Regions from separate parts of the Homo sapiens genome. Here regions 1 and 3 are each linked to region 2. A link is a contact called in ENCODE Hi-C or POLR2A ChIA-PET data. All regions are on one chromosome and are shown on one strand. The core of a region is the stretch at or near the end of the contact, and the rest is flanking DNA. Distances in the headings are between cores, read along the strand shown. Region 1 holds the start of SH2B3 (SH2B adaptor protein 3). Region 2 holds the start of ATP2A2 (ATPase sarcoplasmic/endoplasmic reticulum Ca2+ transporting 2). Region 3 overlaps SH2B3 (SH2B adaptor protein 3).

Region 1 (4,315 bases), core at 1,542-4,041, 1.1 Mb before region 2:
CCAGACTGTGGGACAGCTCCCTACTATGTCCCTGAGACCCCCTTCACTGACCCTCCCCACCTTGGCTGGGGAGGGCACCCGGTCTCCCCTCACCACAGACAGGTGGCACTGAGACTGGCAGCGAGGAGGTCCCTCCAAGTGCCTCCAGCTCTGCTCCACCTGGGATATGGAGAATGTCTGGGGGTGGCACAGCGGGAGCCAGAAATCCAAGGGCCCAGCAGTCCTGTGGGATCTGATTTGTACTCAAAAGTTCTATTTATCGGAGAAGGAGGATCAGGCCCAGGTTTGAGAGGCATGGGGGTGGGGGTGGGGGGATGAGGAAAGAAAGCCAGCAGAGCTAACACCCACAACAAAAAAGATCATTCCGGCCCCAAGGCTACTTCTTCTCTTCCTCCTGACCAAGCCACTCTGGACACTGTGAATTCACTCATTCATGGTTCCCATGACTCTAGGAAGTAGGTACTATTAGCACACCCATTTCACAGATGAGGAAACTGAGGTGGGGCAGTTAAGCAAGGCCTTATAGCTAAGGAAGTGCCCAGATCTTCAAAATTCTGCTCCCAAAGACCCAGGAAATTCCAGTGCTATGTATGCAAGAGATGCTCAAGGGAGACTACTGAAGGAACACCTCATAGCCAATAACAGTAACACTAATGAAGGCAATGATAAAATCACCACTACCACCACCACCACCTGCAACTGAACCTCTCTTTGCCAGGCAGCAGGTGCTCATTACACACTGGCTCATTAAATCTCCACTGCAAACCTGTTACTCCCCCATTTTACACAGAGGGAAACTGAGGGCAGAGTCACTTGCCCACGCCTTCAGCTGAACGAAGGCAATAGGAGTAGCAAAGCACAGTCTCCAGGACCCTCCTCACTATCCTCCTCCACTTCCTGCTGAGCCCCTGCAGACCCTGAGCCCCCAGCTGCTGATGCTCTGAGCCAGCCCCTTCCCAGCTGGCCGCTCTGTGGCCCACAGGGACTCACAAAAGTTCTAGGAATGCTCACCCTTTGGCTCAGAAGGATTTTCCCTCCCAGAGGGGGTAGTGGGAAAAGGCTCAGGAAAAGTGCACTAAAAACCCTTCCAACTTCCCCCAGTAGGCCCTGGCTCTCATCCTCCGAGCCCAGCCTGCCCAGGTGGCCTCTGACGGCTCTCCCTCCACGAGGGCAGGTCCCGAGGAGCCTCCAGAGCTGTTTCCACTCAGGCAGCCAGGTCAGTGATGGGAAACCCAGACACAACCTGCGCCTGCATCCCTGGAGACCCACAGGCCCACTGCCCTGGCAGGGGCCCTGAGGCCTGGCTGCTAGCCGGTGTTAGGGAACTGTCATCTCCCCGGCGAGGGGCTGCGGGTCAGATCTCGGTCCCTCCTGCCACCAAAGCTGGCCTTGCCGACATTGCCTTGCCGGGGCCTCTGCTCTGAACCCCCCACCAGATTTCACTTCCTCCCACTCAGCCCAGCCTGGCCGTGCCCCTCCCTGGAGGCCCCCAGCTGCAGGCAGTGACCTCCTCACCTACATCATTGTGGCTGGGAATGGGGAAGAGAAACAGGAGAATGAGGAAACTAAAGAAAAAAAGAAGCGGGACAGGCAGGCAGACCCTCCTCTCCAGTTCCTCAAATGCAGTCCCCCTCCCTCAAAACAAAGCTCCCCTGGCCGGAGGGAGGGAAGGGAGGGAAGGGGATTTCTGCACCAGGCATCAGAGACCTCTGAAATACCATCCCTACCGTGCGGATCTAGAAGACCAACACCCACTCCAGACGTTTTTTGGTCGGGGGATTCCCAGGGAACCCCAGGCAAGAGGTGTGAGAGGATCAATACCAGAAACCTGTCTCTGGGACGCCTAGCCCTGGTGAACCGCCCAATTCAGCAGCATGCGGGGGCCTGGCCCGGTCGACCTCGGCAGTGCAGGAACTGGGGAGAGGGGCTTCCTGAATCAGGGCGCTACCCTCTTAGCCACATGGCCCGGAATGGGGAGTGGGGAGGGGCCGGCGCATCCTCCCCCGCTGCCCCCACACCCAAGGGCTCATCTGTGCTCACAGCCTCAGTTTGACTACTTTCACTTTCAGGGTAGCAATGGGTGACCCCTGACCGCTCCTCCCCAGGCACAAGTTGAGGGGAGGGCCGCCCCCAACCGGCGAGGCTACCGTAGGGTGGGCTGGGGGCGTCAGCGATGCCCTCTCCCCCATCCCACGGCCTCAGTTACCCCAACGCTCTCCCTAACACGTGTGTGGGTGGGGGTAGTGGCTGAGTGGGGGGTCGTAGGCGCTGGGAGCCGTCACCCCGGAACGCCTCCATCCGAGTTGGCTGCAGGGCAGTATTTTGGGCTGGGGGTGACGCGCAGAGCCCGGGCAGAACTGGACACGGGGCCTCCTCTTTCCCCACAAAAGCCCTCCCGGCCCCGGAGGAGGGGAGCGCGGGCAAACGCGGGCTCACCTGAGAGACAGGAGCTCTGGGCCCGGCCGGCCCATGGCGTCGCGCGCCCCCGGGCCCTCGAAATCCCGAGGGGGCGGGCGGGCCCCCGCCCTGGGCGCGTCCTCTCCCGCCCGCCGGCTCCTCGCTCGCGGCTCGCTCGAGCGGGGCTCAGGCAGGAAACCCGGGCTCGGAAAATGGCCAGCGCCTCATCATTTCCGCCGCCAGCGCTTGACAGTTGCGGGAGGATGCGCCCCCGGGCCGCCGCCGCCGGGGAAACTTTGCAGCGGCCGCCGTCGCCACCGCGGGCCGCGACAGTCCGGGCGGGCAGCCGGGCGGAGGCGGTGGCCCGGGCCCATGCCGCCCCGCGCCGTTATGTAAAGAGGAACCGGCCGTGCGAGCGGAGCCCGGCGGGGGAGGCCGGCCGCGACAGGGGCGGGGCAGGGGCGGGGCCACCAGGAGCCACGCCTCAGGCCGCGCGCGAGTCGGAGATTCGGCTGGAGGGGCGGGCCATGAGGGCGGAGCCCGGACTGGCCCCGCCTACCAATCCCGCTAGTCCGCGGCTGCCAGGGTCGGAGGGCTCTCCTGGCGCGGGTCCGGAAAAAGGCGAGGCCTTGCGAAGCCACGCCCACCACGTGCCCACCCGATTTCGCGTCCCACAGTCTGAAGATAGAAGTGAGGATCGGAGGGGCGGGGCGACTTTAGCCCCACCCACTCAACGCCGGCAGGTCACCAGGTGCCTCAGCGCCTGGAGGCGGGGCCAGATGAAGGGGCGGGGCCTAGGGCGGGCAGGGTCGAGGGGCCTGGCCTCCAGGGGGCGCGCCCTTGCTGACTCCCTCCTGCAGGGCCTTATCAGTGCCCGCAGGGCTGGGCGGTGCAATAGCGACCACGGCTTTCATCATCGCCCCAGGGAGGGAGCCCAGCCCTGCCCGACCCTGACTATCTGCGATCATGCTGACCCGACCCGCCACGGCCCCAGGCCCCCGATTTGGGTTCTGGCCCCAGCCCTCAGCTTTGCCTTTGCTACAGCCGGTGCCCGTATAGCCCAGCCTCGCTCCGGCCGCCCGTCCTGTCCCCCAATTCTAGGAGGGGTGCATCTTTCTCCAGGAAGCCCTCTCCGACCGCTGGCTTCCGTGGCCTCTGCGCCCACCCCCCTGCCCGCCCCCGGGCTACTTACATTTTCTCCACGGCCTCATGGGGAGCTGAGACGGACAGTGGGGTTCCCCCTAGTCCGGAGTGGGACATGCTCTCAGCCAGCCTCTCCCCCAACATGTGGGAGGGCGGGGAGGGAGGAATGTACTCTTCTCCCCCTCCCCCAACAGGAAACAAGTCGCCCACGCCCCCAGCTTGGAGGGGCCACCTCGAGTCTTCCCAGGCAGCAAGTGTCTCCATTCCACTGCCTCCCCCTCTTCCTACCCGGGCAAATGACTTGACTTCTCCGTACCTCTCCACTTCCTTGCCTATGAAATGGAAATAATGTGTACCCACTCTCCTGGCAGTGAGAATTAAGTGAGTTAATGCATTAAAGCAGTTAGCTCGAGGCTTGGCTCCAGGAAGCTCTCTGTGTTAAACAAATCGGCCCCAGTCCTGACCTTAGAACTACAGGAAGGGGTTCCCCAGAAGGTGGGGATTTCCAGACTCCGAGTAGATGGGGGAAGGGAGCGGTCTGCTACAGGATTCCTGGTGTCCAATGACCTTGAAGAAAAAGGCCACAAAAATCTGCTTTCCGCACATTTCCAGGCACTGTTCTAGGCGCTGGGAACACAGCAGTGAACAACACAGATATCCCTGCCTGCGTGGAGCTGATATTCTAGTGGGGGGACATAAGGCACGAATAAGCAAGTGGGATCAGCTATGACAATGACAAAACAGTTACGGGATGGAGAGCTGGAAGGGGATGTCT
Region 2 (3,895 bases), core at 1,317-3,816:
CTGCATACATATATGTACAAGAACTGAAACCGTGAAGTTTTGTCAATTTTGTTTTAACTAGAAAGAAGTACTGCACTGGGTGAATTTCACTTATCGTGGTTTTTGTAAGAATAACGTAATTCAAGAATAAAAGGCATCTCATGCTATTAGAATTAGGAACATCTGTGTCCTATTCCTGACCATTTTTAGGAAAACTAGCAAGCAATCTACTGCCCAAGAAAAAAAATGCAACAAAAAATTAATACCGAACATTTAAAAAAAAGTTAAAAACCTAGAAATATACTTGCCACCCCAACACCCTTTTTCTGCTGTAGTTCTTTGCATTTCACTAGTTTCTTAGCAACCATATAGCACTCAAGTGGGTAAGCACACACAGAACAAGAAAAAACACCATGCTGGTTTTTTTCCTTTAAGATCTAGAACCAACTGTACTAAACCTTGTTCTTTCAACCTAAGAATCACTTAAGACAGGGGTCCAATTTAGATAAATATACCACCCTAAAGGTCAGTGACCAAATTTGGTCAACAAGGGTGCCATCACAGCCGTCATCATTCTTGTCACCGTCAGGAACAACTGTCACCTTGCCATTACCAGGAAGGGAAAGCAACTGGAATATTCCTTTTGTAAGTTCTATTTACAGACTACAAAGAGTCCAACATCATCTTAGTATGATCTTACAACACGATAACAATGGAAGAACCCAAAACATTAAAGGCTTCCCAGAAAAGAACTTTTTGATATTAAAAGCTGATAAACCACAAGAATTTCTAAGACCATGCCACACTCTGGGACAACTCCTAACCACACTGTAAATGTCAGGCATCTATTTTCTGAATACCAATGGCTTCAAGTGTTTTGTTTTGTAATTTTAAAATGCCCAGATTGTTTTTAAACATAGAGACACAGCTTGCAACTCCAAATATGTTTTCACCCAATGGACATCATTTGTTTTCTGATTTATCTATGGAATACTTTCAGCTTTTGGGGGGAAAGAAAATAAATTTTTTTATACTTACAAAAGATATACATGCTGCCAGTAATAAAATCCTAACTAGCAAGTCTTCAAACTGCTCAATCACAAGTTCCAGCAAGGTTTTTCCTGTAAGAAACAAACACATGTGTTTTAACTGTCATCTTACCATCAGCACACCAACAGAGGAAAAAAAACAGAAACAGCATGTTAAGATTACCTTCTTCAGCCGGTAACTCTGTAGAATGTAGAAATTCGTCAAGCAATGTGTCAAGAGGGAGGTTAAAAAAAAAAAGAGAGAGACATTTTAGCACTTCGTTTTTCTAAAAAGAACTGCTACAATTCTAAGCATCAATATCTTTAAAACACAGACCTAGCTATAAGAATATCCGATTTTTTTAGCAGAGGGCATACCACGAAGATATCTCAAGGAAGCATGCACTCTTTGTAATCAATGGCCTGAGGTCTAGCCCTAAGCGTGAAATCACTTCGGGCTCCTGAACCTAGGAGTGGTTTCAGCGATGTCATCACTTCTGCCAGATGTGTAACTTTGGGTAGGACAAGAACGGTCAGAGGCCTTCCAACGACCTCGACTCCTCATAAATCGGCAGGGGACGAGAAAACGTCTTGCCGGGCTCAACCTAGCTGCAGAAGCCACGTCCCTCCCTCCACCGGGGCCGGCTGCTGCTGGAGAGAAGCCTCCGAGCCTTGCGCGCCGAAAAGGTCGAGGGCCCGAGAAGCGAAGAGGTCCAGGGAAGGCGAGGCGAGGACCGCAGCCCCTTTCTCTCCCGCGGGGCCGGCGCGCTGGCCCGACCCTCCGCCCGCAGCTGTCGGCGGGCGCGGAGCCGAAGCCCACGAGGTGGAGCCCGGTCAGCCATCTTCCCTGGCTCTCCCGGCCGCGCCGGGCCCCTGCAGCGGAGCGCCCTGCACCTACCGTTGGAGCCCCATCTCTCCTTAAGCTTCTTGACCTGTTCCAGGCTCAGCCCCGTACTCTCGTTGACGCCGAAGTGGCCCAGCACCTCCTCCACCGTCTTGGTGTGCGCGTTCTCCATGGCTTCGGGGGCCCGGCCGGCCTCGCCTCCCGTCCCCGCGGCCTCCTCGCCTCCGCCTCGCACTCCGGCCGCGGGCTCGTGCCACCCCGGGAGCCCAGGCGCGGACGGGCTCTCCCCTCCTCCTCTTGCGGCCGCTTCCGCCTCGCCGGGCGCTGAATCACCCCGCGCCCCCTCCCCCAGACAACCGCCCCTCGCGCGGCCCCGAGCTCCGCAGGGCGGGTTGGGGGCTCCTGACCCACCCTCCCTCCCCTCGCCAGAAGGGAGGGCCTCCCTCGCCCTCAGCCGCCCGCCGGGAGGGCAGGCCGCGGCCCCCGAGCCCCCTCCCCGCTCTCTTGAGGCGATCAGAGGCCCCGCCCGGGCCGGAGGAGGGGGCGCCCGGCAGACCACTGAGGGCGGAACGCGGCGAGGGAGGCGAGCCGGCGGGGCGGTGCGCGGCGCGCTCGCCCGGGTCCCTCAGCGCCGCACGCCCGACAGCGGCGGAGGAAACTGCGGCGAAGGAAAAGGAGGTGGCGTCGGGGACGGCTCCGCGGCGGCTGCTCTAATAGCATTTATCGGCCGCTGCCTCCCCTTTCGCCGCCGCCGCGGCATGTGGACGCCGCTCATTGGCCGAGAGCGCCCAGCGCGGCGCGGGCGGCGCGGCCCCGCCCCCTCCTCCCGGCTCCCTCCTCCCGCGCGCCTGGCGCCCACGCTGCCGCGCAGGCCCCGCCCCCTCCCGCGCGCCGCCCCTAGGAACCCGGATCGAGGCCGCGCGCGCCGCGGTCGCGGGGCTGGCGGAGGGGAAGCTGGGTACCCTCTTCTGTGCCTGCGGTTCTCTGACCCACCCACCTGCAGACGCAGGGTGGGGCGCTCACAGTGGGCACGCTGCTCTGGGGCCGGTGGGCGGATGGTTGGAAGGCGAGGCCGAGGAGCTGGGAGCGCGGTCCACGCGGGGCGTCTCGAGGCGCCCTCGGGCTGATGTCCTTGGCTCGCCTCCTCGCCCTCGGTCGCCCGGGCTGCGCTCTGCATCCTAATCTGGCTCCTTCAGAGCCCCCCTCAGAAACCAAGGGGAGGAATTCCGCAGTTCACTTCCCACACAACCCAAATCCTTCATCTGTCGCCTCGGGAACACCGCATCCTACACCCCCTGCCGCCAGCTCCTTCGCACGCCAGCCCCGATTCTTCCCCAGCGGGTTCTGGGCCCTGACGAGGGAACCCCCCTCGCGGGGGGGAGGGAGAAGAGTTGATTTTATTATTAATAGCTGACGCAGCGCTTGATAGGTGTCTGCAGGGCAGTCACAGTTCACGCCGCTGGAGCTGCCACACAGCAGCTAGACTTGGGCTAGGAGGTGCTTCGCTGTGGCTTTCAGATGAAGGCCATTTCATAGACTCACTTCCCTCGACAGGAGAAAAGGGGACTTGAATCCAAAGCTGCTCTTAAACCACAGATGATTTGCTCTGCTCGGGAGGACAAAGCGCAGGTCACAGCAAGATAAAGGGAATTTTGCCAATATAAAGAAGCTACATTACTTAACAAGGGGATGGGAAATTGCATGGAATTCATGAACAAAACATGAACATATTCTCTTCACAAAGAAGAGCAGCTTTCTTCACGGAGTAGGTTGCAGAATGAAGCAATTAGTCCACTTTTGTGTTTAACAATAACGCACCATCCGCATGAGCAAAAGCAGAGCAGAAAAATCACCTCAGTTGTCTCAAGTGGCTGGGCTTCAGGACTTAAGATAAATTCCTTCAGCAGATGCAAATTACAGTGCATCACCAGCTGAAAAAATCAGGCACGTCATGTCATTTAATTATTTCCAAGGAGTGGACGTTGGCATGTAGTTTTGATTGATACTTGGAAAAGAACCAACAAAACCCTACACGAAACAAACA
Region 3 (4,314 bases), core at 137-2,636, 1.1 Mb before region 2:
TGAGCCCAGGAGGTTGAGGATGCAATGAGCCGAGATGGCGCCACTGCTCTCTAGTCTGGGGGACAGAGCAGTGTCCCCCAGTCTCAAAAACAAAACAAAAATGACAATAATGACATCTACCAAAATGGAAATGCTGGTTCTCTCTGGGTAGTGAGATTGTGGGAGGTTTTTCTGTTACTGTTTTTTTTTTTCTTTAAATAGTTTCTGCCATGAGCTTTATTAATTGAAAAAGCAAAATAAAAAACATTAGGAACTCAGACATGGAGGCCCTCGGCAAGTTAAAGACAGTTTCCTAGATTACATGGGGTACCCAGATGAAGACAGGGCAGGGCCCCCTTCCAGGTGGTTCCCTAGAGAGAGGTTTCTCTCTCCTCCTACAGTGGTGCCCCTGTGTGTAGAGCTGAGGTTGGGGTTCGAGTCAGGCATGGGGTGGGGGGTCCCAGGCAGCAGCCACAGCGAGGGAGGTCCAGAGGCCAGGTGGCCCTTAATCGCCCCGATGTACACTGTCACCCAGTGGTTCCAGAGGCCAAACAGTGGGCGGGGGCCACAGCCTCCTCCTCAACTCAGAGGGGAGATAGGAAAAAGGGGGTATGGGGCCCCAGAAAGGAAGCTGAGGTGGCCCCTCCTGCACTGGGAGAGGAAGCCCCCCCCGCCACCCACCCCCGGCCGGCACTCGGAGACCTCTTCTAGCGCAATCAGTTTCCTTTTCCATTCACAAAGAACTGGGTGGGGGATTTCCAGCAGCGCCAATGGGGCCAGCCAGGGGTTGCTGTGGGGAGCAGCCAGGCTGCTGCCCATCCCGGGGAGGGACCCTGGGGACCCACCTGTGGGATCTGGTGGCCTCCTTCCCCTTTTTCTGCCCTTCAGGGTAGGAACACATCATGCCAGCTACTCCCTGAGCCTGCAGTTGGCTCAAAACAACCCACTAAGGCAAGTGCTGGCATCCCATTTTCTGTAATGAGCCACTGAGGCGCAGAGAGGCCAAGTTCTTGGCCCAGAGCCACACAGCAAGGATACAAGAGCCAAGATCTGAACCTGACCCTGTCCATCTGCCCTTCTCCAGCGTCCACCCTTCGCCCCTGGACCCTGACCCTGAACCTCCAAGCCCACAGCCCTGACCCCACAATGGTCTCATCTCAATACCAGCCTCGAAAACAAACAAAACAAAAAAATACCACACCAACTTCCAAGAAGCCAGTAAGAGCAGCCAGGCCTGGTAAGCAGGACGGGGTGGGGATGGACCATAATAACTTAATTACCTCCCCCCTTGTTGGATTCAGGGCACTTTCTAGGCTGTGGATTCGCAGAATTTGAGCTGAAAGGAAGCGCCCCGATACCATCTGCCCCCGTGGTTTCAGCGCGGTCGGGGGTTTCTTCTAAGCGGCAAAGCACTTTTTCAAAAACGATTTTGCATGGAACCCCAATAAGGGGGCAGATGGGGCGGCAGTGTGTGTGGCTGGGGCCGCAGGAGCCCTGCCCAACCCCCTCCGCCTTCCCCATCACTCCCAGAAGGCCACTGCAGGCACCCACTTCATAGCTCAGAGAGGACTGGGACCTACCTGGGTCACATGGCAGCCCAGGACAGAGTGAGGATGGGACCTCCGTTCCTACCCCAGGAGCCTCTGCCGCTGGTCCCCCAGGAGACGTGGGCCCAGGAAAAAACCGGCTTCTTAAGCCTGTGTGCCCGCCAGGACCTGAGCTCTGCCTGCCTGCCAAGACCAGGGCTCAGTCTGCCCTGCTTGCCGGGATACAGGCTCGTTCTGACGGTGGAGGGTGGGTGCTTTCTCTCTGCCTGTTCTGGGGCCTAAACACAAACCCCCTGCCCCTGGTGCCCCCCGGCCTTGGCAGACCCACCAGGGACTCTCATTTCCTGCCTTGGCCACCTACCAGCTCTGGGGCCTCGGGCAAGTTTCTGGACCTCTCTGTGCCTAGTTTTCTTGGCTGTGAAATGGCTTCATCACTGTCCCCACCTCCGGGGTTTGTGATAAGGATTCCATGGGATGTGGCGGACACAGTGCCTGTCACATGAAAACCAATTAATAAAAATGGGCCGGGCGCGGTAGCTCACGCCTGTAATCCTAGCACTTTGGGAGGCCGAGGCAGATGGACAGCCTGAGGTCAGGAGTTCGAGACCAGCCTGGCCAACATGGCGAAACCGCGTCTCTACTAATAATACAGAAAAATTAGCGGAGTGTGGTGGTGGGCGCCTGTAATCCCAGCTACTCGGGAGGCTGAGGCAGGAGAATTGCTTGAACCCTGGAGGCGGTGGTTGCAGTGAGCCAAAATCACACCACTCTGCTCTAACCTGGGCGACAGAGCGAGACTCTGTCTCTAAATAAATAAATAATAAATAAAAATGACAACGCCAGTGATGCCTGCAGCAGCAAAGCCTTGCAGGCCCCAGCGAACACTGGCTGTGTTGGGCACAGCTCTAGGTGCTTCCCAGACAGCACTCAGTTGATCCTGGGGCCAGAGCCATCATTCAGCTATTTTTACTTGAGTAAACTGAGGCACAGGGAGGGCAAAGTGCCTTCCCCCGGGTCACAGGCTCAGAAGGGCAGGGGCAGGCCAGGGCCGCGCCTGTCAGAGCCCGAGGCGGCTTCCTGCCGTCCCTCCTCCTCCTCCTCCTCCTCTTCCTCCTCCTCCTCCTCCTCCTCCTCCTCCTCGCACTCCTGCCCCGAGAGGAAACCGCCAGGCCTCCGGCGGACGTCCCTTTCTTTCTGCTTCCCCTTTCCCACACCCGGAGGCATGGGGGTGGCTCCTGCATCCCCGCCCAGGCTCTGGGCCCAGAGCCCGACTCCTGTGGCCTCCCCGGGTCTCAGTTTCCTCCTCTGTAAAGGAGGTGTGAGGGCGGTGCCACCTGGAAGAATCACGGCAAGGACGGACGGGCACGGCCCTCCTGTGCCCAGGCAGGGTCACAGCCCACCCAGAGGGAGCTGCCCACCTGTGCCTCTGCCTCCCCTGCAGACCCAGGCACACCCAGGAACTGAGGCCCCCAAGGGATGGGTCACTCATCAGACACCCGGGCTCCTGTGCTATCTCTTGGGGGGACTTTGTGCTCCCAAAATCAAGGTCAGAGTGGCCTTGTTCCAGGGCTTCTGGGTGCCCCAAATGTCTCCTGCCAGAAGGGTGGGCCCGAGGCTGCCCCTCACCTGCCCTATCAGTGCTTACCGTAGCCTGCCCCCCATGACACTTCCCATTTTACAGAAAACTGAGGCCCAGCAAGGCCAAGTCACACACCAGGGACACCTGGCTCGAAAGGGGATGAGTGGGGATGGCTCTGAAGCACATTTACCCCCGAGTCGCAGCCACTCCTACCCAGACCACTGCCTCCTGGGCACTCAGGCCTGTGATGCAGCGGGGGGCTCAGGGCTGAGGGCTAAGTCCCCCTGAGGCATCCCCCAGCCCCTCTTCTACCACTTCTCCAAGCTGGGCATCAGAGGCCATGGGTGGGATGTGCCAGGCAGAGTCCTCTGTGCCAGGTGAGGGGCGCTGGCCAGCCCCCTCCAGGCCTCGGTGTTGGCATCTATAAAATGGTGGCATTGGATAAAATGGCCACAGGAGCTTTTCCTAGTCCAAGAGCCCAAAACAGGTGCCCCCACCCATGCAGGGCCCTAGTTAACAGTGCCATCAATAATACTGACAGTAAGTCCTTCTAAGGACTCACTGCTCACAGGGGCAGCCAACTGCCCAGGTTCCAAGCCCCTCTCAGCCACAGGGGCTGTGAGACCTTGGGAAAGCCACCTAAGCTCTCTCAGACCTAGTCTCCCCATCTGTGAAATGGGCCTAATGGCGCAGCTACCCTCACAGGGCTGCTGTGAAGATAAAATGAAGCCAGGTCAGTAAAGTGCCTGCTGTATAAGGAAAGCCCAATAAATGGTGGTTTAAAGGGCATTTATCAACAGCTAGAACTCCATCATGTCCTCCACTGTACAGATGAGGGAAACTGAGGCTCAACCTCCAGAACCACCAGGGCTGGCAGGACTTCAAGACCATCTCAGCTAATCCATGCCTGGGCATATGTGGAAACTGAGGCCCGGCAGGCTGGGCATGCTCCATTTGAAATGGGAGCCCCACCTCCCCGGGAAGGTCTGGGGCCCAAGGCCAGCTACTCCAGCCTAGCAGCTGCTTCTGGAATCTTTCTCCTTCCCCAGGGCCCCCACTGCTGTCGCCTCCCCGTCAGGCTCTACTGCTGAACCAGTGGCAGCACAGGCCAGGCTGGGACCCCCTCCAATGCCGGCCTGGCACCGCCAGATCCTCTGATTTTTTTTTTTTTTTTTTTTTTTTTTTTTTCCTGAGATGGAGTCTTGCTCT

The links. A loop is a pair of places that touch in the nucleus more often than their neighbours do. ChIA-PET counts read pairs that join two places held with the same protein, here RNA polymerase II (POLR2A). Pooled maps may share reads with other maps.
Region 1: a pooled map shows a loop between it and region 2 (31-fold over the local background). The contact joins the promoter of SH2B3 here to the promoter of ATP2A2 in region 2. A Hi-C loop is called at or near these places in 2 of 37 single-sample maps with no recorded cell type and 9 of 50 pooled maps.
Region 3: a pooled map shows a loop between it and region 2 (10-fold over the local background). The contact joins the enhancer-like site here to the promoter of ATP2A2 in region 2. A Hi-C loop is called at or near these places in 6 of 50 pooled maps. POLR2A ChIA-PET finds 5 or more read pairs at or near these places in 3 of 52 experiments (GM12878, K562 and WTC11).

What each region holds. Positions count from the first base shown.
Region 1 is chr12:111,404,399-111,408,713 of GRCh38, reverse strand. SH2B3 (SH2B adaptor protein 3) reads right to left here and starts at 2,791. Exons shown (of 8, transcript NM_005475.3): 1 at 2,437-2,791. RefSeq lists silencers at 2,453-3,032, 3,153-3,312.
Region 2 is chr12:110,279,918-110,283,812 of GRCh38, reverse strand. It overlaps ATP2A2 (ATPase sarcoplasmic/endoplasmic reticulum Ca2+ transporting 2), which reads right to left and starts at 2,566. Exons shown (of 20, transcript NM_170665.4): 1 at 1,906-2,566; 2 at 1,192-1,209; 3 at 1,018-1,100. The coding sequence starts at 2,023. RefSeq lists enhancers at 1,117-1,871, 2,989-3,058 and silencers at 1,699-2,208, 2,299-2,898.
Region 3 is chr12:111,427,368-111,431,681 of GRCh38, reverse strand. All of the region lies in intron 2 of SH2B3 (SH2B adaptor protein 3), which reads right to left. Among named protein-coding and RNA genes, the nearest start is that of SH2B3, 24 kb to the right of the region's middle. RefSeq lists an enhancer at 639-948. Within about 2 kb of position 1,386, at least 12 of the 41 ENCODE cell types and tissues checked have a DNase peak (open chromatin) inside an H3K27ac peak, as active enhancers do; they include GM12878, where a contact is called at or near this core.